Linked DNA regions of Homo sapiens: region 1 is linked to region 2. A link is an interaction called in ENCODE POLR2A ChIA-PET data of the cell type or tissue named here. Cell type or tissue: K562. All regions are shown on one strand. Region 1 overlaps ACE (angiotensin I converting enzyme). Region 2 overlaps CYB561 (cytochrome b561).

Region 1 (2,500 bases), 60 kb before region 2:
ATGAAGTGATAAAAGGATGTATGACTGTAAATATGGTGTGATCCCATTTAAAATACACATGTGCTGAGAAGAAGTCCGGCAAGTTGTACACCAAAACGTCAACAGGGCTTATCTCTTGACGTTGATATAAAGGGCTTTTATTTTCTTTACAGTTTTCTGTATTTTCCAAATTTCTACATAAACATACACATAAAAGTCATAAAAATGTCCCTTAAAATGACACTCCCTCCAATGCAGGGAGTGAGGAGGTGTGTGCTGGGACGCCAGCAGGGTGGCTGCTGGCAGCTAATCCCTGTGCAGGTGCAGCCACTGCTACACTCCAGCGTCTGAGGCCCCTCTGCACTGGCAGTGTTAGAATGGCTGTCTGAGAGCCAAGGCTGTTCACCCGAGCAGAGTCATGGAGCTGGTACAGGCAGGAGCCAAGGTAAGCACTAGGCTGGTGTGTGCCCTCCAGGGGGCACCCTCCTTGAAGCAGGCCCTCCAAGGTACTCGCCCCCTGAGGCAGCCGATAACAGCCGGAAGCCTTCCCCTGGGGGGACCTGGCCATTTGTGGAGCAGGGAAAGGCTCCACTGCCAGTGGAAATGTGAGGCCAGCAGCCCAGGATGTCTGCTTCCCAGAGTCCGCGTGGGTCAGTGCTTGGGCCAGACAGGGGCTGCCTGCGGTGGCAGGACAGTGGCGGGCTGCCTGGGCTGGAGGGAAGACAGGCGCCAGCGCCAGGAGGTGCTGGGGCAGAGCTCTGGGGATCCTCCCCGGCTCCTGAAGGAGGATGGAGGAACAAACCTAGTAACGGGACCCACTTGACTGCCAGGAGGCAGGAAAGCAGCCTGTCCCTGTCCCTGGCTTCCCTGTGAGGGACACAGACTCAGATGGGGAGGGCAGGACCTTTAATTGTATTCACAGAGAGACTTGGAGAGGTGGGGCTCAGTGTCAGGCAGCCGTGTGCTGGGAGAAGGGGCTGGGGCGGCTGGTGGTCTGGAGGACTGGGAGGGGAGGGGGACAGGGACAGGGCAGGAGGAGCAGGGTGGGCTGGGGTGTGGGGTGTGTCCTCAGCTGCCCACCAGTGTTCCCATCCCAGTCTCTGGTGGGAGGCCCTTGGGCAGGGCCGACCCAGCCGGGTCACCTCAGGAGTGTCTCAGCTCCACCTCGGAGCCGAACTGGGGCCCGTGGGAGTGCCGGTGGAGGCTGCGGTGGCGGATGCTGAAGAGCCGCTGGCTGAGGCCCAGGGTGGCTACCAGCAGGGCGATGCCCAGGAAGAGCAGCAGCCACTGGCCCACGCGGGCCTGCTGCGCATCCAGGTCCAGGCCCAGGAAGCTGACGCGGCCGCTGTCTGGGAGGGGCCCTTCTGAGCGAGCTGAGCGGGAAGCAAGGAGACAGCATGGGCAGGGCAGGGCAGGGCAGGGCAAGGGTGCGGGGCAGGGCCAGGCTCCGAGGTCAGCCGCATGGCTGCCCAGCCTGGGGAGGGGGTTAAGACCCAAGGCTGGAGGTGGGGTGGGTGGCGGTACCGGAGTTCGGCGTCCAGTTGTACTGCGGCCAGCCCAGCTTCTCCCCATGCAGCTCGTTCTCCGTGCGGAGCCAGTCCAGCAGCGGCTTGAAGTAGCTCAACATGGCCGAGGCGCTCATGTTGGGCTGGCCCGTGATCAGCTGCATGGCTTCCGGCCACGGCCTACTGAAGCCCAGCTTCATGGCGGTCCTGGGGAGGCATGAGACAGGGAGGCAGAGTCAGAAGGACATGGCCCCTCTTGCCCCCACCTGACATCCACTCTCCATACCCACTCCCAGCTGAAACTTGTCCCAGGGCCCCAGGGCTCCAGGTGCCTAAGGAGATGGCAATCAGGCCTGGCCCACGCTGCAGGTGGGAGTTCCCGGCTCAAAATGGCAAGTGTTCCCACAAAAGCTCCAGTGGACAGACCCCTCAAGGCCCAGGGGCGCAGGCCAGAGCATGGAAACAAAGGAGGGCTGGAGGACACTCACGCCAGGCGCTGCCCGGCCTCCTTGGACTGGTAGATGTCACACTTGTGCAGGGGGCCCGTGTGGCCAGCTGCCTGGCACAGTGCCTCGTGGAACTGGAACTGGATGATGAAGCTGACAAAGTACCTGGAGCAGAGCGAGGCCGTGGCCCGGGGCGGAGTTGGTTGAGGGCCTTGTGCCACTGGGCCCCAGGCCCTTCTGCACATCACATGTGATGTGTGCTAAGTCACATGCGCACAGCAGAGCCAAGGCCCCCCAACTCTGCCCACAGCTATCAGGGTGAGCTCCCCCACCCCAGCTCTTAGCATTGTCTGAGCCTCTTCCTAGCCGTGCCTGTGTAGATGCCTCCCACCCACAGAGCTGCCTCCACAACTCAGGAGGGCCTGCTCCATGGGGTCAGGGCAGAGCCTTCAGAGATCTGGCAGGTGGCTTTGGAGGCAGTGAGGTCTCCATCCCTGGGGTATATGCAAGTAGAGGCAAGGTGTGGCCAAATGGGCCGTGTGGATCTACTAGGGTGGTCTGGGCAGGGAA
Region 2 (2,500 bases):
TGGGCTCTTAGCGGGGCCTTCTCATTGCTGCTTCGCTAGGAACCACCCGCTCTCCTTTCCTCCTGGAGGGCCACGTGGGGCCGAGCACCTGGGACAGCCGTGCTGAGCTCTACCCGGCCCCTTCGCAGGCCTCGTTTCTGGGGGCCTTCAGTTTTGGAAACCTCCCTGAGGGCCCCTCTAGAGTGCGGGTCCGCCCCGCCCCTGGTGTGGAGGGGAAGTGCCCTGTCCCTGTGTGCTGACAGGTCCCTGTGTGCAGCATGGTCGGGGCACTTCTACTCTGCAGGCGCGGCCGGGCGGGGAGCGGGGTGGGGGGCGGGCGGGGGCGTGGGGGGAGCGGGGCTGGCTCTCCTGGGTGTGGGGTGGGGAGGCCTCCTCATCGCCAGCATGGAGTTAAAAACCAGGATGGGGGAGGGAGACTTCCCATTTCTCCCGAGATGTACTTCATGACGCGTCTGGAGAAAAGGTGTGACCAGCCCCTTCCTTCCCGTCAAGGAGCGCGCTTGCCTGTGTAACTCACCTGTAAAGCCCACCCAGGGAAGGCCAGGGCCTCATGAAACAGAAAACAAAGCCGGGCACTGGGCCCTTGAGCTCACTAGAATTTGGGGTATCTTTCCTTGCACCCTCACCGCATATGGAACTCCTGGCGTCGTGTCCCAGGTCACGCCTGTCCCCGTGGGGAGGCTGGGCCCCTCCCCCCAGCCACTCCCGAGACTTGAGACCTCTGCCTCAGGACGATGGGTGGGAAGGGGCTTGCGGGTAGGAGAGCGAGCGCTGCTTCCAGCGGGAGCCTCGGGGGAGGGTGGCGGGGCCGCCGTGGGAGGAGCCGCGCCGCATCTCAGGCGCAGTCTCTAGGGGCTGTGCGCATCCGTGGGGGGGACATGCGCATCTCAGGGGGGCTGCTCGCATCTGGGGGTGCTGTGTGCATCTCGGGGGGGCTGTGCCCATCTAGCGGGGTGGCTGTGCGCATCTGGAGGGGGCTGTGCGCAACCCGGGGGGGGTGTTGCGCGCATCTAGCAGGGGCGGCTGTGCGCATTTCGGGGGGGGCTGTGCATATCTGGGGGGACCGTGCTTATCTCCGGGGGCGGCTGTGCGCATCTTGAGGGGTGTGTACATCTCGGGGGGCCTGTGCGCATCTTGGGGGGCTGTGTGCATCCGCGGGGGCTGTGCGCATCTCGGGGTGCTGTGCGCTGCTCCTCTGAGCTCTGCTCTTTCTTGCAGCGTTTGCCTCAGCATGGAGGGCGGGGCCGCGGCAGCCACCCCCACAGCACTGCCTTACTACGTGGCCTTCTCCCAGCTGCTGGGCCTGACCTTGGTGGCCATGACCGGCGCGTGGCTCGGGCTGTACCGAGGCGGCATTGCCTGGGAGAGCGACCTGCAGTTCAACGCGCACCCCCTCTGCATGGTCATAGGCCTGATCTTCCTGCAGGGAAATGGTGAGTCCCATGGGCCGCTCCTCTTTTCCCGGGCTTGTGGGGGTCCCTGAGAGGCAGTTTGCAGGGGTCTTGTCACCCCTGCGGTCTCTTCTGGTTGGACAAATCTAAGATTCTAGAAAAGACAGAGACAGAAGCTGGTTCAGAGCCTGGGGAGATGGAATCCAAACCCAGGCTCTGAGGTTGGTGAGTGGCAGCTCCTCTCCAGCCTGGTCCAGCATTTTCACCTCGTTTCCACACACAGCATCCAAGGCGGGCACTTCTTGCAGCAGAGGGAAAGGAATGAGGCTCCGAGCCAGGCCCTGCTGCAGGGGTGGTTTGAATTGAGGGAAAAAAAGTAATCATATGTGAGAGTTTGTATGCGTGCGTGCGTGCGCGCGCATGTGTGTTGTTGGTCTTGGACTTGGCAGAGCTAGAGCGCCTCCCCCTGGGGCAGGAGCAAGGCAGTGCTTGGCCTCCACCTGCCTCCAGGCCAGGGATCCAGGAAGCGGGATCTGCATCCGGTTGACCCGCTCTTCCTAGAGGTGGTCCTGGTGACAGCCATTCCTGAGCAGCAGAAAGCTAAGAGGCATTCCTCACGTGACCTGGCCTTGCCCACCTCTTCTGGACGCGGGAGATCAGGCTGGGATCACAAGGTTCTGCTTGGGAGCCAGGCGCCTGCTTGCTAGGAGTAGGACCATCTGCCCAGGCTTAGGTGGGGGCCTGTGTGAGGAGCCACGTGGCTAACAGGTGAACTCAGAGGCTGCTTGTTGCCTCAGTGTGACCAACAGTGGACCTCAAACACAGCCTGGAATTTGCAGGACACCTGACAAGAAGGTGGGTGGAGGGGGGCGTCTGCTGGGCCGGGCAGCTCCTTTAGGTGGGGACGAGGGCAGAGGCGCTGCCTTCACTGCCTGTCCTGGTGGTGGGGACTGTGGTGCAGCCTCCGGCCCTGCCCTCTTTGTGCACAGCTGGGGGAGGTTGGAGGGTGGGGGAGGGGTGTTAAGGTGCACACAGCCCTAGGTGCCCTCAGAGAAGGCCAGGAGCTGCCCAGGGTCCCCAGGGAACCTGGCTTTCTCCTCCGGTTCCTG

Evidence for each region. Peaks named below come from ENCODE experiments on the same cell type or tissue, not always from the same donor. Only the 100,000 strongest peaks of a DNase experiment are listed, where the experiment ranks them.
Region 1: POLR2A ChIA-PET joins it to region 2 with 5 read pairs; 7 of 35 experiments call an interaction of 5 or more read pairs at or near these places.

Annotation. Positions count from the first base shown.
Region 1 is chr17:63,495,989-63,498,488 of GRCh38, reverse strand. ACE (angiotensin I converting enzyme) reads right to left here. Exons shown (of 25, transcript NM_000789.4): 23 at 1,973-2,095; 24 at 1,504-1,691; 25 at 116-1,352. The coding sequence ends at 1,123. Among named protein-coding and RNA genes, the nearest start is that of ACE, 20 kb to the right of the region's middle. In K562, a CTCF peak has its summit at 441 (motif pointing right); no DNase peak of the experiment used is centred here; H3K27me3 peaks cover 218 bases.
Region 2 is chr17:63,436,279-63,438,778 of GRCh38, reverse strand. It overlaps CYB561 (cytochrome b561), which reads left to right. Exons shown (of 6, transcript NM_001915.4): 2 at 1,219-1,433. The coding sequence starts at 1,232. Among named protein-coding and RNA genes, the nearest start is that of CYB561, 8.8 kb to the left of the region's middle. RefSeq lists enhancers at 392-1,306, 1,717-2,011, 1,307-2,221. In K562, a CTCF peak has its summit at 1,853; DNase peaks (open chromatin) are centred at 1,268 and 1,873.